2 separate regions of the Homo sapiens genome follow, and region 2 is linked to region 1. A link is a loop called in an ENCODE intact Hi-C map of the cell type or tissue named here. Cell type or tissue: A673. All regions are shown on one strand.

Evidence for each region. A loop is a pair of places that touch in the nucleus more often than their neighbours do. Peaks named below come from ENCODE experiments on the same cell type or tissue, not always from the same donor. Only the 100,000 strongest peaks of a DNase experiment are listed, where the experiment ranks them.
Region 2: a loop joins it to region 1, with 4 times the contacts of the local background. A loop is called at or near these places in 1 of 110 quality-filtered maps.

What each region holds. Positions count from the first base shown.
Region 1 is chr20:37,892,859-37,900,858 of GRCh38, forward strand. LOC124904896 (a long non-coding RNA gene) reads right to left here. Exons shown (of 3, transcript XR_007067576.1): 3 at 5,423-6,659. Among named protein-coding and RNA genes, the nearest start is that of VSTM2L, 6.3 kb to the right of the region's middle. RefSeq lists a silencer at 4,501-4,550. In A673, CTCF peaks have their summits at 4,523 (motif pointing left), 6,299 and 6,502; DNase peaks (open chromatin) are centred at 4,213, 4,503 and 5,543; H3K4me3 peaks cover 471 bases; H3K27ac peaks cover 2,108 bases.
Region 2 is chr20:37,673,649-37,681,648 of GRCh38, forward strand. LOC100287792 (a long non-coding RNA gene) reads left to right here and starts at 3,262. Exons shown (of 4, transcript NR_040021.1): 1 at 3,262-3,438; 2 at 4,310-4,970; 3 at 5,268-5,378. In A673, no CTCF peak of the experiment used is centred here; no DNase peak of the experiment used is centred here; H3K27me3 peaks cover 1,186 bases.

The DNA of each region.
Region 1 (8,000 bases):
GGGAGGGGCCTGGGGATGCCCAGGGCACAGACAAGTAACATGGAGGCCTGGTCCCTGTTCTCTGGCCCCAGAGGGTCCACGTCCACCAAGGTCCGACATATGGATGTCCCAGGGAGGAAGGCAATTTCAGCCAAATGATGATAATGAAGGTGTGTGTGGTAAGGAACGCAGACATGGCAGAGGACAGAGCATTTCCCATCGCCGTCGCCTCTAATCCAAGCACCTCATGAAATTGGCTCTTCTATCCCCCATTTTACAAAAGAGGAAATCGAGATTGAGCCAACTTAAGAGATTTGCCCAAAGCCACCGGGTACGTAAACGGCAGAGCTAGGTCTCAAGCCCAGGCCCGGGGCTGCCTTTCTAAGGGACAGTGCGCTTCAGACTTGGAAGGAGATGCCTCTGGAGGTATGGGGCTCCCTCTGATTGGAGAGGTCCTGGAAGAAGTTAGCCCCACCCTGCAGGGTGCAGCTGGCCAAAGGAGGAGCCACATGCAACCTTGAGGATACAGCAGAGAATGAGAGTGTTGTTTTTGCCCTTATAGAGCTTATGGACTGGTAGGGGAGATAAACACTAAACAGCTAGGTGCACAACTACTTATTTGATTAAAATTGTGGTCAGGTGCAGTGGTGCACGTTTGTAATCCCAACACTTTGGGATGCCGAGGTGGGAGGATTGCTTGAGGCTAGGAGTTTAAGACCAGCCTGGGCAACATAGCAAGACTCCATCTCTACAAAAAATAAAATTAGCTGAACATGGTGGTGTGCACCAGTGGTCCTAGGAAGCAGAGGTGGGAGGATCGTTTGAACCTAGGAGTTCAAGGTTACAGGGAGCTATGATTGAGCCACTGCACTCCAAGGCAGCAGAGAGGCAGAGCGAGATCTGGGTGGCAGAGCCAGATCCTTTTTTTTCTTTTCTTTTTTTCTTTTCTCCTTCCTTCCTTCCTTCCTTCCCTCCTTCCTTCCTTCCTTCCTTCCCTCCTTCCTTCCCTCCTTCCTTCCTTCCCTCCTTCCTTCCTTCCTTCCTTCCTTCCTTCCTTCCTTCCTTCCCTCCTTCCTTCTTTCCTCTCTGTTTCTTTCTTTCTCTTTCTTTCTTCTTCCTTTCTTTCTCTTCCTTTCTTTCCTTTTCTTTTCTCTCTCTCTTTCTTTCTTTCTCTCTCTCTCTTTCTTTCTTTCCTTTCTTTCTTTCACAGAGTCTTTTTGTCCCTCAGGCTGGAGTGCAGTGCAGCAGCTCAATTTCAGCTCACTGCAACCTCTTCCTTCCAGGCTCAAGTCATCCTCCCACCTCCGCCTCCCAAGTAGCTGGGAATACAGGCACGTGCCACCACGCTTGGCTAATTTTTATATTTTTTTTGTAAAATCTAGGTCTCACTATATTGTACAGGTGGGTCTCAAACTCCTGGGCTAAAGCGATCCTCCTGTCTCGGGCTCCCAAAGTGCTGGGATTACAGGCGTGAGCCACTGTGCCTGGCAAGACCCCATCACTTCAAAAAAAAAAGTGACCAGGATGATGGCTGTTACTGCTGCTGCTTCCACCACCCTGGCACTGGGGCCCTGCTTCCTCTCTGAAGCTGGAGAAGGCTGGGCAGCCCTCAGAGGCTCCCTCTGCTCTGCAGCAGGAAATCTCAGGAAGACGCTGTCACCCAAGGGGAAAGCAAGGAGGATTAACCCCTGAGGCTGCAGGCATCCTTGAACAAGCCCAGCTTTACCAGCCACCTGGGCAGGTCCTCCCCAAGCCTGAGGCCCTGTCTTCTGCCTGCCTCCACCTGAGGGCTCTGATGGCAGAGGCTGGGGGCAGTGGACCTTGGTCCCAGCCACTGTGTGACTTCAGCCCAGCCACTTCATCTCTCTGAATCTTCGTGGTTTCAGCTGTAAGATGGAATGAACAGTCCCATCCTTGTCACGAGGATTTGGTGAGATAAATCCTGGTGTCTGGCACACAGGAAGCGCTCAACAGATGCTCATCCCCTTCTCCTGTGTGGGGTCCATGGAGATACTAGGCCCAGGCCTCCCTTAGAGGCATCTAGCTCTGTGCTGTCCGCTATGGTAGTCATGAGCCACACGGACCATTGAGCACTGAAAATGTGGCTGTCCAAAATTGAGATGTGCTTTAAGTATAAAATGCACACACCAGATTCTGGTGGCTTGGTATGGAAAAAGGAACGTAAAATATCTCAGTAATAATGCTTTATATTGATTATGTGTTGAAATGATAATATTTTTGATATATTGGGTGACATAAAACAGATTATGAAAGTTAATTTCACCTGATTGCTTTTACTTTTTTAAAATGTGGCTACTAGAAAATTTAAAATTACACAGGTGGCTCGCATTTTACTTCTGTTGGACAGCATCGGCCTAGCTAATTACTCACAACCATGGAATATTTAGACTGGCATTAACCACGCCATTAAAGTCAGTTCAGGATTTTAAAAACACTCCTACAAGCAGGGCCTTGTAATTGGCAGAGACCCTGCTGTCCCGCGGTGTTTAATAAGCACTTGGTTTGCAGGGTGAAGGGCCCTAGGAACCCCTCCCTGATGCAATTAATTGCCTTTGATGGGGATTGTCATTAGGCTTCTTGCTGGGACAACACAGATACGAGCCACATGTACTTACTGGCCTTGGTAGAGTGCAATTTGTGGGTTTAGGTTCAAATCTGAGGGCCAAAGCCTGGAGGGATACTATGGGCTGAATGTGTCCCCCAGATTCATATGTGGAAGCCCTAACTCCCAATGTGGCTGTACGGTATTTGGGGTAAGGAAGTAAATAAGGTTAAATGAAGTAGGAAGGGTGGAGCTCTGATCTGATAGGATTAGTGTCCTTATAAAAGAGACAATAGATATTAGGCTGGGCACAGTGGCTCAAGCCTGTAATCTCAGCACTTTGGGAGGCCAAGGCAGGCAGATCATTTGAGGTCAGGAGTTCAAGACCAGCCTGGCCAACATGGTGAAACCCCGTCTCTACTAAAAATACAAAAATTAGCTGAGTGTGGTGGCAGGTGCCTGTAATCCCAGCTACACAGGAGGCTGAGGCAGGAGAATCGCCTGAACCTGAGAGGCAGAGGTTGCAGTGAGCTGAGATCACACTACTGCACTCCAGCCTTGTCTGAATAGAGTGAGACTCTGTCTCAAAATACATAAATAAATAATAAATAAATAAATAATGAGAAGAGACACCAGAGAACTCCCTTTCTCCCTTCCTCTTCCCTCTCCCACCCTCTTCCTCTGCACATACAAAGAAGAGGTCTTGTGAGCACACAGCCAGACAGCAGTCACCCCCAAGCCAGGAGAAGAGGCCTCAGAGTGAAACCTATCTTGCTGGCACCTTCATTTTGGACTTTCCAGCCTCCAGAACAGTGAGAAATAGATTTCTGCTAATTTCTGCTTAACCAGTCTGCAGTGTTTTGTTACAGCAGCCTGAGCAGACTAGGACAAAAGGTTCTTTGGGCCTCGGAGAAGTTCCCTCTTTGGGAAGCCACAGAGCTGGATGTTTTTTGAGGAGCTGCTTGGCTGCACAGGTGATGATGGATCCTGTCTGACCTCCTCAGGCAAGTGGCATGTGGAAGAAGGACCCCGGCCTAGAGTCAGGAGACCTGGGTCTTTGGCCTCGTTCTGCCATTCCCTCACTGTGAGATCCTAGGCTTCTCTCCATGTCTTTCTAGACCTCAGTTCCTCTGTCTGCACAAAAGGGACATGAGGATTGATCTTTGATGGCCTTCTCCGTTAAAAATTAGAGATGCTGGCTGGGCATGGTGGTTCTCGTCTGTAATTCCATTCGCCACAGTGGGAGGATCGCTTGAGGCCAGGAGTTGAAGACCAGCCTGGGCAATATGGTTAGACTCCTATCTCTACAAAATATTTTTAAAATTATCTGGGTGTGGTGGTGCATGCCTGTAGTCCCAGCTACTCGGGGGCTGAGGCGGGAGAATTGCTTGAGCCCAGGAGTTTGAGGCTGTAGTGAACTGTGATAGTGCCTGCCACTTTACTCCAGCCCGGGCAGTAGAGTGAGACCCTGTCTTAAATAAATAAATTAAAAAGATGCTTTAAATTTAAGTTTTAGGTTTTAGATTATGTCTTCACTCTGTGTGGTCCACTTAGACCGGAATCCAGAAGAAAAATGTCAGGGACACTCCCTAGGACTTCTGGCAAAGGCAGGAGCCAGAATGAATGAATTTCCTGTGCCCAGGCCCCCCTGCTGTCCCTGGCTCCTAGCCCTTGGCCCAAGCATGGCTCTCAGCCTAGACAAGGCCTTCCTAGGAGGCCTAGGAGCCCTGCGGGAGGCAGAGTGCAGATAAAGGCTCGGAGTCCGTCCATGTGGAAAACCTGGGTCTGCGGCGATCGTGAACCACATGGGCAGAGGGGCCAGACCTGGGGTTCCTATGATGGGAACATGATGTGACTGTGGAGGCCAGTCAAGGCTCCTGCCAGCGGTGAGTGGAACAGATAAAGAAATCAGTCATCAGAGGAGAGAAGTACCCCAGACCGGAGTGGGAGGTCACATATCGGCTCCCTGTGCTGCCCTCCAGAGGGGAACTGGGGCAGAGGGGCCTCCTCATTCCACGAGGCTGGCTGGGCTCAATTCAAGGAACCCTTGTCCTCCCACCTCTGTTGGAATCCTCACTGCAGCCCACTGGATCCCTGCACGAGACACACCTGGGGTGCTTAGTGAGCAGGCAGATTCCCAGATACCCACCCCGAAAAGCCAGTCTGAAAGAGAACACCCAGGGGTGGGGCCTGGCCACAGCCAGCCTCTCCAGAGAGTCTCAAGTCCAGTAATATCTAATAACTCTGTGTTTAGGCCAATGGTGTTCAATCCTAGCTGTGGACTGTGATCACCTGGGGAATTTTTTTTAAACCCTGATACCCAGATCTCACCTAAGACCAATTATGTCAGAATCTCTGGGGTGTGCCCTGGGCACCCATATATTCTTAAAGCTCCCCAGTCGTCCCAGTGTGGGTCCAAGGACTGCCCCAGCTCCAGATCAATTCTAAGAGCCTCAAGATGAACATCTGGGGAAAAGGAGAAGTCATGAGTCTCAGATAAGAGAAATAACTTGCCCAAGGTCACACAAGGTGGTGATGGCAAAGCCCGTCCTGAAACCCAGGCCTCTTTCCTGACCGTGGGCCAATTTCTTCCTGATGCTGCATCTCTTTTTAAAAACCAGAGCCCAGGCAGGCAATGCCCACAGTATTTCACTTTAATAATATTGGAAACCGGTACAGTCAGGGCCACCACAGTGGTGGGGCGGGAGCCTCGATGGCGATTAGGGGAGCTGTAAGTCTTTCGCTTTATCCAAATCTTGGGCAGTAATTTAGAAAATTTAATTAAAGGGGGAGAAATGGGGACACCTCGCGCTCCCTGCCTCCTGTTATAATGAGTGAAATACACCAGGCTGTAAAAGGAAATGCTGTCTGAGACGCAGCTCCGATGTTTTATTGCCAAGTTTTATTCACTGATGTAAACGTAATCGCTGGAAACCGGAGCTCTTATTAACACACATATTTTCACACATCCGGGGCCCCTCCTGCTCCCCCCTCTCCCTCTGGGCTTGTTCACCCACCTCCTAGGGTCAGCCCTGCTGCTTTCTGGGCATGTCTATGCCAAGCCTGGAGTTCCGCACCGGTTTCATACCCTCCCATGGCAGATAAGACTTTAATAGAATTCCATTGCTCCTCAGAGCTCAGTAATGCATTCTGGAAATTAGGCGGCTACATACTAAAGCCATTGTTCCCCCTTATAAATGGGCTCTCTCAAAGCCAGTGACCATGGGGGCTCTGATAAGCTCTCATGAAGCCTCACTCCACATGTTATTGGTGTGCTAAAAGGTGCAACTCCAGGCTTACATTGCTCATTGTTAGGGGCTGATACATTTAAGTAGTTTCTCCATGAATCAGGCAGCCTAGGTATTTCCCCCACTCTTGGCATTGATAGATGAGCAAAAGGAAGCCATTTAGATGGTGCTATATAGGGCTCCAGCCCACGTGGTGAATGATTTCCAATGCCTGGTTTAATTTATTTTTAAATGAAATTTGTTATTGATTCTGGATTAAAAGGACAAATCTTACAGCTGTTACCACTGACAGAGCCACAGTGCTCAAGTGACACCTCTCAAGGAGGGGAGGGAGGGTGGCCTGTCTGAGTCAAGGGGAGGGTATGGAGACTCTCCAGGGAGCTTGGCTCAGCAGTAAGGGGCAGTGCAAGATCCCATGCTTAGAGGGAAGTTTAAAAATATCATCTTTCCCAATTGAAATACTTGACGTGATGCTCACCTCTGAGCCTCATTTATATAATGGAAATAGCAGTGATATTTGCCTCATGGCATCCACACGACCACTAGAGGCATGTTAGTTGCCTCCAGGGATGGGAGGCTTTCCATCTCCTGCAGCATTCCCAGAATGAAATGAGTGACAGGCGTCACCCACTCTAGTGAATTCCTAGAGACTGTTTCCTGGGCTAGTCTTTGCTTACCTTCTGCCTCCACTAGGCTCTCGGCTTCCACGGTGCCCAGAGATTACACTTGCATTGGGAAGCAGACAAGAGGCACAATTACACAGGGGAGGAGGATGGGCTGGGATGTGTCCGTTCACATTCAGCCTCTGCCCTACCTCACTGTGCAACTTTGTGCAGGTTACATCATCTTTCTGAGCTTTGTTTCTCCATCTGTAAAAGAAGGAAGGGTATAATAGCAGCCTCAGGGGTTGTTGTATGAATTATAGGAGATCATGGGTGTGAATGTGATTTGTAAACTGTAAAGTGTAGTTTAGGTGCTGCAGGAAATACAAGTGGGACAGTACAGTATAGTGGGAGGTCTCTGAGTTGGGAGACAAAGGACCTGGATCCAGTTCTGTCATGAGTGGCTGTGTGGCTCTGAGAAAGTGAATTACTTTCTCTGGGTCTTAGTTTCTTAAGGTGCCAAGAGGGTAGGTTGGAATCAAACATATGAAATGTTTGATTGGCTCTGGAATCAAACACATCATGGCCTTGCTATGTCGCTTTAGGCAAAATACCTAACCTTTCTGAACCTATGTCCTCATCTGTAGATATCAAGAACACTAGTCAACATGTATCATGTATTTGCCATGTGCCTGGCATTGTTCTAAGTGCTTTCCATGTAACAACTCATTTAATCCCCACCACCCTGCTGTGAAGGAGGTATTATTACCCTTGTTTTACAGACGAGAAAATTGAGGCACAGGGAGGCTAAGCAACTTGTCTAAGTTTACACAGCTACCAAATGGCAGGATTCAAAACAGAGAATATGGCTCTAGAGCCCACACTTCTAACCACACCATCCTACCCTACCTGGCCTGGTGGTTCTGAGGATTAAGGGGAATAATGAAAGTTCTTAGGGCCATGCTGGGCATACAGTGATGAGCCAACAGAGGCTTGGGGACTGGGAGAAGGCAGCAGGCATTTCTTCCCATGGGGACTCAGGCTGGACCTCGCCCAACTGGGGACTCAGCTAGACAGAGGGGAAGGCATACAAGCACAGGGGAAGCACTGGGAAGGTTGAAGATGTAATGAGGCCAAGGCATGCCCAAGAGAGCACAGGATATGTGCAGGAGGTGAGTCTGGGACCCTGAATGCAAACTAGAGAAGTCAGGATTTCTCACATAAACAGGCCATCAGAGGGTTTTTTTAGCAGAACCATTATATCATGAGCATTTTCTTCTTTTTTCCTTTTTTTTTTGAGATGAAGTCTCACTCTGTCACCCAGGCTGGAGTACAATGGTGTGATCTTGGCTCACTGAAAACTCCGCCTCCCAGGTTCAAGCGATTCTCCTGCCTCAGCCTCCTGAGTAGCTGGGATTACAGGTGCCCACCACCACTCCTGGCTAATTTTTGTATTTTTAGTAGAGATGGGATTTCACCATGTTGGTCAGGCTGGTCTCGAACTCCTGACCTCGTGATATGCCCACCTCGGCCTCTCAAAGTGCTGGCATTACAGGCGTGAGCCACCACACCTGGCCGATCACGAGCATTTTCAAAGGCATACAATCC
Region 2 (8,000 bases), 220 kb before region 1:
TGGTTTAATCATTACAGACTCATTTAGAGAGGCCCCTTCCCTCCCTTCCTGCCTCCAAAGCACCTGGACCCTCAAGTGCCCAGACAAGTTCCCAGAACTGGGGCTGTGTTGGAAGACAATGAAGGCCTGCCAGCCTGTCTGCCAGAGAAGTTCAGAGGGCTGTGGGAGGGGGCATTTCTCTAGAAGTCAAATGGGAACAGCAGGATGGGTGGATTGTGGGATTCGGAGAGGAGAATGAGTGAAAGGGAATTTTAGAGATGCAAGGAACTGGCGCAGCCTGTCTTAGGTTGGGTTCCCTGAAAAGCAGAGACTAAAACAAAGACTTGAGTACATGCTTGGGTACATATTTTATCTGGGAGATGCTCATAGGAAGTAGAAGCGAGGGAACCAAGAGAGCAAGACAAGGAAGGAGCTGGTTGCTGCAGTGGATAATTGGGATTTGATTGTGCAAATAGCCTCTGAGTATTATGCAGAAGTCATCTCAGAATTGTTCACCCAGAGGATAGAAGGCTGGGGCATTTATCCTCTAACTGCTATTCCCCCAAGGGATAAGCATTACCCGAGGTAGGTCATTAACTTTCCACACCTCTGAGCTGTGCCTATGGGTCACAGAACCAGGGACCAGGACTTCCAAGACAGCCTTGAGGCTGCAAAGCTGAGAGACTAGGCAGGCACTTGAGGTGGGAATCTGCCAGCATGCATGGGAGCTGTGTAGCCCAGCTGCAGTTGAGGTCAGAGGTGGGGCACAAGGCTGTAGCATGGTGGCACTCACAGCATCTACTGCACTCTACTATCCCTGCTGCACACAGCCTGAGTCCTCAAGCTCCATGGCCATTCTTTCCTTCCTTTATTCACTCAACAAACACTTCCCGAGCACCTACTCTGTGCCAAGAATTGTGCTAGGTGCCAGGAAGAGTGTGTGAGCAAGACAAACATGGCCCCTAACCACACGCTGCTTATATTCAAATTCAGAAGGCAGAAATAAATAAACGTAGGTGCAAATTAGTAAGATGCCTTCAGAGAGTGATAAGTGTTCTAAAAGAAAGAAACAGGGGTGATATGGTTTGGCTCTGTGTCCCCACCCAAATCTCACCTTGAATTGTAATAATCCCCACTTGTCAAGGATGGGACCAGGTGGAGGTAATTGAATCACGGGCGTGGTTTCCCCCATGCTCTTCTCATAATGAGTGAATCTCATGAGATCTGATGGTTTTATAAACGTCTGGCAATTTCCCTGCTTGCTCTCATTTTCTCCTTCCTGCCACCATGTGAAGGACATGTTTGCTTCCCCTTCTGCCATGATTGTAAGTTTCCTGAGACCTCCCCAGCCATGCTGAACTGTGAGTCAATTAAACATCTTTCCTTTATAAATTACTCAGTCTAGAATATGTCTTTTACTTTTGTTTTTGTTTGAGAAGGAGTTTCGCTCTGTCGCCCAGGCTGGAGTGCAATGGTGCGATCTCGGCTCACTGCAACCTCTGCCTCCTGGGTTCAAGCAATTCTCCTGCCTCAACCTCTTGAGTAGCTGGCATTACAGGCACGTGCCACCATACCCAACTAATTTTTGTATTTTTAGTAGAGACGGAGTTTCGCCATGTTGGTTAGGGTGGTCTCGAACTCCTGACCTTGTGATCCTCCCGCCTCGGCCTCCCAAAGTGCTGGGAATACAGGCATGAGCCATCACAACCAGCCTCGAATATGTCTTTATTAGCAGCATGACAGTGGACTAATACAAGGGAGATGGAATAGAAAGAAAACATAGGGAAAAGGAGGGGACCTGCTTTAGGCAGGGCCATCAGGGAGGGTCACTCTTGATAGGTGACCCCTGAGCACAGCCCAAATTGTTGAGAAGGAATATACACATCTTCTGCCACCAATGCCTTGTGACTCAGTGGTTCTGAAAATGTGAGGTTTCAGGGACTATACAATATAAAATTTTTTTTTGAGAACTAATATAGGGTTGCTAACTATTTTGCCAAATAAAAACAAAAAACAATTCAACTATGAATGGCCATTTACTATCTCCATGATTTCATAAATGAAAGGACATTTAAAACACTCCCAGAGTAGGAAGAACATGACCTCAGAATAAAGACAGTCTTTTAAGTGAAATAAATTTAGCTTTATTAAAAACCCTCTTCTTTTCTTCATTTTGTCCCCAAACTCTTGGAAATTTCTCTCCATCTCAAGGTCTACCTTGAGGGCTCAGGACACATTGTTATTCTCTTTGTTTTCTCAGCTTGGGGATTTTGGTAATGGGAGATAAAGTGTGAAATTGCATGTATATGCCCATGTCCATCAGTTTTTCCATTTGCAAAGTTGGGTAGTTGCTTGAATTATTTCTAAAGTATAAACTAGAAAGTCCAGAGATCTTAGCAATTCATTCATTTAACAGTCACAGAAACTGCATAGAATTCCTTTCTTCTCACCACCACCTTCTCTGCGGGGGAAACTCCTCTCCTACTCTCAAAACCCAGTTCAAATATCCTGTTCCTGGGCTTCTCTCTGCAATCAGTCAGCCATCCTCCCTGCAGAGAGTCTTGGCCTATATTGAGGACACAGCCCCTATCCATTGTGATAGGTGATTGTCTCTGGGTGGGGGAAATTGGTCCTGTGTCTCCCTTCCAGAAAATCTTTTCATTTCTCAGAACTCCTCAGTATAAATGTGGGTAACGCAGAAATGCAGGAAATAGAGATTTGTGAGCAGAAGAGAAGGGGAAGGGAAGTAGCATTTATTGAGTATCTGCAATGCACCTGTCAGGTGCTTCACGTGTGTATTATTTCATTGGAAGCTCTTACGTACTTTAATACAGTCCCTCCCACCATAACTACTGCTCCTTATCCCATTCCTACACACACACTGCTCTTTCCATCTGTGACACCTGTGCTCCTGCCATTTCTTCTGCCCAGGAAACCTCGCCTCCTAAGTCCTCCTGGATTCTTCCTGTGTGCTCTTGACTCCACGCCTGGGACCTGGCAGCCTGGGGGTTTGTCCGCCCTGTTTAGACGAAAATGGTCATTGCATCCAGGCCACATAGTTAGGGTCAGAGTTCAGGGAGACAGAAGCTCAAATGAAGAGGCTGCCTGGCCCTTTCTAGCCTGAAAACACTGAGATCCTTTAAACAAGAGACTCCCTCGATCCAAGACTCTAGAGTTGTTCGCAGTTTTGTGTTCATGGCTGGTCCTGGAATGCTGATTCTCACTTCCAAGATTCTAGAACTCTGAGATTCTACAAACAGTGGAGAGAGCCTCTGCTTCAGGACTTGAGCTGTCTCTGCTGCCTCTCCAGGGGCCACCTGGCCTCAGGACCCCAGGCAAGCACCGTGGGTTGGGAACCAACCTGGTGGAAAACTAAAATCAGCCCATCTTCAGGTCTACCGCGGCGGATGAAGCCTCACGCAGAACAGATACAGTTGCTTGGCAAGCAGGGGGCTGCAGGTGTGTGGAGGTGGAGAGGATGCCCCCTGAGAGACCTTCCTCTCCCCTCTGAGACTGGAGCTGCTGTGCCAGCCTGCAGGCCCTTTTCATGACAACAGTTGCTTAGCGCCTGCCAGTCCTCACACCAACTTCCCTCACCTGCCCCTCTTTCCTTTTTTCCTTTCCTCACTCAAGGAGCCAATTTTCACTCAGTAAACTTTCACCACTTCATCCTGCATGCCAAGTGCTGGGTTAAGCATTTGGCATCTATCACAGATTGGGCTCTCATAAGCCAAGATTGCGCCACTGCACTCCAGCCTGGGCGACAGAGTGAGACCCTGTGAGAGAGAGAGAGAGAGAGAGAGAGAGAGAGAGAGAGAGAGAGAATGGTCAGAGTCCTAATCCCAGGTACTTGTGAATGTGATCTTATTTGGAAATGGGGTCTTTAATGATGTGATTAAGTCGAGAATCTCAAGTTGAAATCATCCTGGATTTAGGATGAGCTCGCAATCCAATGACGGGTGTTCTTATCAGAGAAAGGAGAGAGAGTTGAGACACAGACACAGAGAAAGGCCATGTGAATATAGGGAGCAGAGGCTGAGACAGGAGAGATGTATCTGCAAGCCAGGGAACACCTAGGCTTGCCCACAGCCGCTGGAAGCTGGGAAAGAGGCATGAAACTGATTCTCCCTCAGGGCCTCCAGAAAACCAACCCTGCTGATCTCTTGATTTTAGACTTCTGGCCTGTAGAACTGTGAGAGAATACACGACTGTTGTCTTAGGCCCCCAAGTTTGTGGTAATTTGTGACTGCAGCCCTGGGAAACAAGTCCAGAGGCTTAGTGTATGCTGTTCCATTGCCTGGAACATGATGCTCTTCTCTTTCCCAAACAGTTTCTCAACTTTGCCCTTTGGTGCTTGTAAGTGGACATATCTGCAGAGAAGAAAGGAGACATTTTCAAAGAATTGCTCTTACTGCCTCCTCCTTGTCCTGTGGCTCTCAGCTCAAATGGCACCTCCTCCAAGAAGCCTTCCCTGATTTTCTACCCTTCTCTGTGCTCCCAGTTTCCTGGACTGCCCGTGCCACAGACGTGCTGGCACTGTCTGTTGACATGGCTTGCTCTCTACTTCCCCACTGGACTGGGCACTCTGCAAGGGCAAAGACTGTGTTTGGCCCCTCTTTGTGGCTGCAGCTGTGCCTTGCACAGGTTCAGGCACAGTACGGGTGTTCACTAATGTTTGCTGAATGAATCAATGAACAAATATTCCCTTCCAGTTCTGCTCCACCTCTGGACTCCTGCCCCACAGGGGAGAAACCCTTTTTGAAAGCACCTGTGACATAGTTCAAGATCACCAATGTCGGGCGAGGGTAGGACATGCACCCTGGAGTCCAGCCATACCTCAGCACAGCCCTCCTGCCCACATCGCCAAGGCCCTGTCAGAGGCATGACAAACAGCTTGGCTGATGGCTTATAATGTCAAAGATGATGGAAACAGGGAGGCGACGGCTGAAAGAATGGGTTGGGGACGCTTGTCATAACTTTATTTGTGGGAGGTGAGTTTCTGTCGGCTGGGTGATGGATGGTGGCAGGGCAGGCACAATACAGACCCTGCCACTGCCTCTCTCCCCTGTCTCTAAGCCAAATGACTTTGGGGATGAAAAATGACTTTCTTGGGAGAACCCGGGGGAGGGGAACTTCATTCAGGGTGAGGGGGCTGTCTGGTCAGCACCTTGGAGTGACTTTTGCTTTTTTTTTTTTTTTTTTTGCTGAGAGTTGACTTTTTTCTGGGACAGTCTGATCATTTCTTTCCTTCCTTCTTGCTTCCCTCTCTCCCTTGACAATAATCACAGACACACTGTCTACCTTGATTCTCCAAACTGCCCTAAAAAGAACATACATTTTTACAGAGGAGGAAACCGAAGCTTGAAGAGGAGAAATGACATATCCAAGTGCCCCATGAAGTAAGTGAAAGACCTGGGAGTTGAACCTGGGTCCAGTTGCTCTAAAGCCTGACCTCTCTCCACAATCAAGTGATAAAAAGGCCACAGGGCTGGGCATGGTGGCTCACGCCTGCAATCTGAGCACTTTGGGAGGCCAAGGCGGGCAGATCACCTGAGGTCAGAAGTTCGAGACCAGCCTGGCCAACATGGTGAAACCCCATCTCTACTAAAAATACAAAATTAGCCGGGCATGGTGGTGCACACCTGTAATCCTAGCTACTCGGGAGGCTGAGACAGGAGAATCACTTGAACCCGGGAGGCGGAGGTTGCAGTGAGCCGAGATCACACCATTGCACTCCAGCCTGGGCAAAAAGAGCGAAACTCTATCTCAAAAAAAAAAAAAAAAAAAAAAAAAAAAAAAAAAAAAAAAAAGAAAAGCCACAGAAGTAGCAGCATGTGCCATGTTCCCTGGAAGCACAGTGAAGACAGCAATTAATCCGACAGGAGGAAGTCAGGGAAGGCTGCCTGTCAGAGGTGACATTTCAGTTGGTCCTGAAAGGGGGAGTAAAATGTTAAATGATAGAAAAATAAGGCAACAATTTAGGAAGAGAGGGTTTTGGGAGTGAGAAGAGAAATAGAGAGGATTTGCATACATTTTTGTTTGCTTACCCAAAACCAGACACTGTCCCCTTTCTCCTTTCTATTTTTTTTTTCCTGTGTGTGACAGTGTGACAGTTTTGCTCTTGTCACCCACGCTGGAGTGCAATGGTGCAATCTCAGCTCACTGCAACCTCTGCCTCCTAGGCTCAAGTAATTCTCCTGCCTCAGCCTCCCAAGTAGCCGGGATTACAGGCGCCTGCCACCATACCTGGCTAATCTTTGCATTTTTAGTAGAGATGGGGTTTCACCATGTGGCCAGGCTGGTCTGGAACTCTTGTCCTCAGGCGATCTGCCCTCCTCAGCCTCTCAGAATGCTGGGATTACAGGCATGAGCCACTGCACTTGGCCTCTCCTTTCTAATAGAGCCACCATTTTGGGGGAGGTGGTAATCTATCCTTCTACAAAGAGCCATGGGCTTTACCAAGCCATTCATGAGGTTCTAATTCCCTTGTGAGTGGCTGGTTTGGAAACAGGAATGAGAACAATTCTGCTGAATGAAATAAGAGGAATGTTTGCTCAGGGGCTTCTGGAAAAGACTTTTTGTTTGTTTGTTTTCTTTTTTTTTAAACAGGATCTCACTCTGTCACCCAGTGCTGCAGAGGCACAATCACTGTTCACTGCAGCCTCAACTCCCGGATGCAGGTGATGCTCCCCCCTCAGCCTCCTGAGTAGCTGGGACTAAAGGTGTGCACCTCCACACCCAGCAAATTTATTGTATTTTTTTTTGTGGGGGGTGGGGTTTGTCATATTGCCCAGGCTGGTCTCAAAATCCTAGTCTGAAGCAATCTGCCTACCTCAGCCTCCCGAAGTGCTGGGATTACAGGCATGAGCAATTGTGCCCAGCTTTTTTGGTTTGTTTTCTGAAAGAGAAAGCCCCTCCTCTTTTGCAGGACATGGTCACATGCATGCACGATGCCTGGAAGTGTGGCAGCCGTCTTGTGACTACATGATGGAACTAATACATGGGTGATGACTCAGTGGGAAGATAGGAAGGACATCATTAAACCTCTGAATGAATGACTGCTACAGCCACCATACCACAGAACTTAATCTTTGAGTTGATACATTTTTCTCACTGTTAACCAGCTGGATTGGTGGTTTCATTTTTGCAGCCTAAAGTATTCTGGCTGATAGAAGAAATAAAGAGGGTGTCAAGCCTCCTAAAGGCCCCCACCTCTTAATACCATCACACTGGGGATAAGGTTTCAACATATGAATTTCAGGGGACACAAACATTTGGACCACAGCGGAGGGCATGTGTATCGGTCACATTGCCTTGGTCCGAAATCTGACTACACCTGGCTGTGTGACCCAGACAAGTTACTTAACTCCTCTGAGCCTTGGCTCCATCATCTGTAAAATGGAAATAGAGAGGATGTTAGGATTAAATAAGTGCTGAGAGTAGCACTAGCATGTGGAACAACCACAAAAAATTGAGATTTGAGGCCAGGCGTGGTGGCTCACACCTGTAATCCCAGCACTTTGGGAGGCCAAGGCAAGTGGATCACAAGTTCAGGAGTTCAAGGCCAGCATGGCCAAGATGGTGAAACCCCACCTCTACTATAAATACAAAAAATTAGGCGGGTATGGTGGCAGGCACCTGTAATCCCAGCTACTTGGGAGGCTGAGGCAGATAATTGCTTGAACCTGGGAGGCAGAGTTTGCAGTGAGCTGAGATCAGGCCACTGCACTCCAGCCTGGGTGACAGAGTGAGACTCCATCTCAAAAAAATAAAATAATAAAATAATTAATTAATTAATTAATTAAGATTCGAGTGTCTAAGGAGTTAGTCAAGGTCACAGAGTCAACCAGTGTGGTGGAAGCAGGCTGCATCTCAGGCCTGAGCTCAGAGCTGTGTGTGTAACCGTTGCATCCTCCTGCCTCTGGAAGGCAGATTCACGGAGCCAGCACCAAGGCCAGGGCCCAGAGCTCAGGGTTGGATTTCTGGTTGCTGAATTCATGCTGTACTCCCTGGCATTGGCT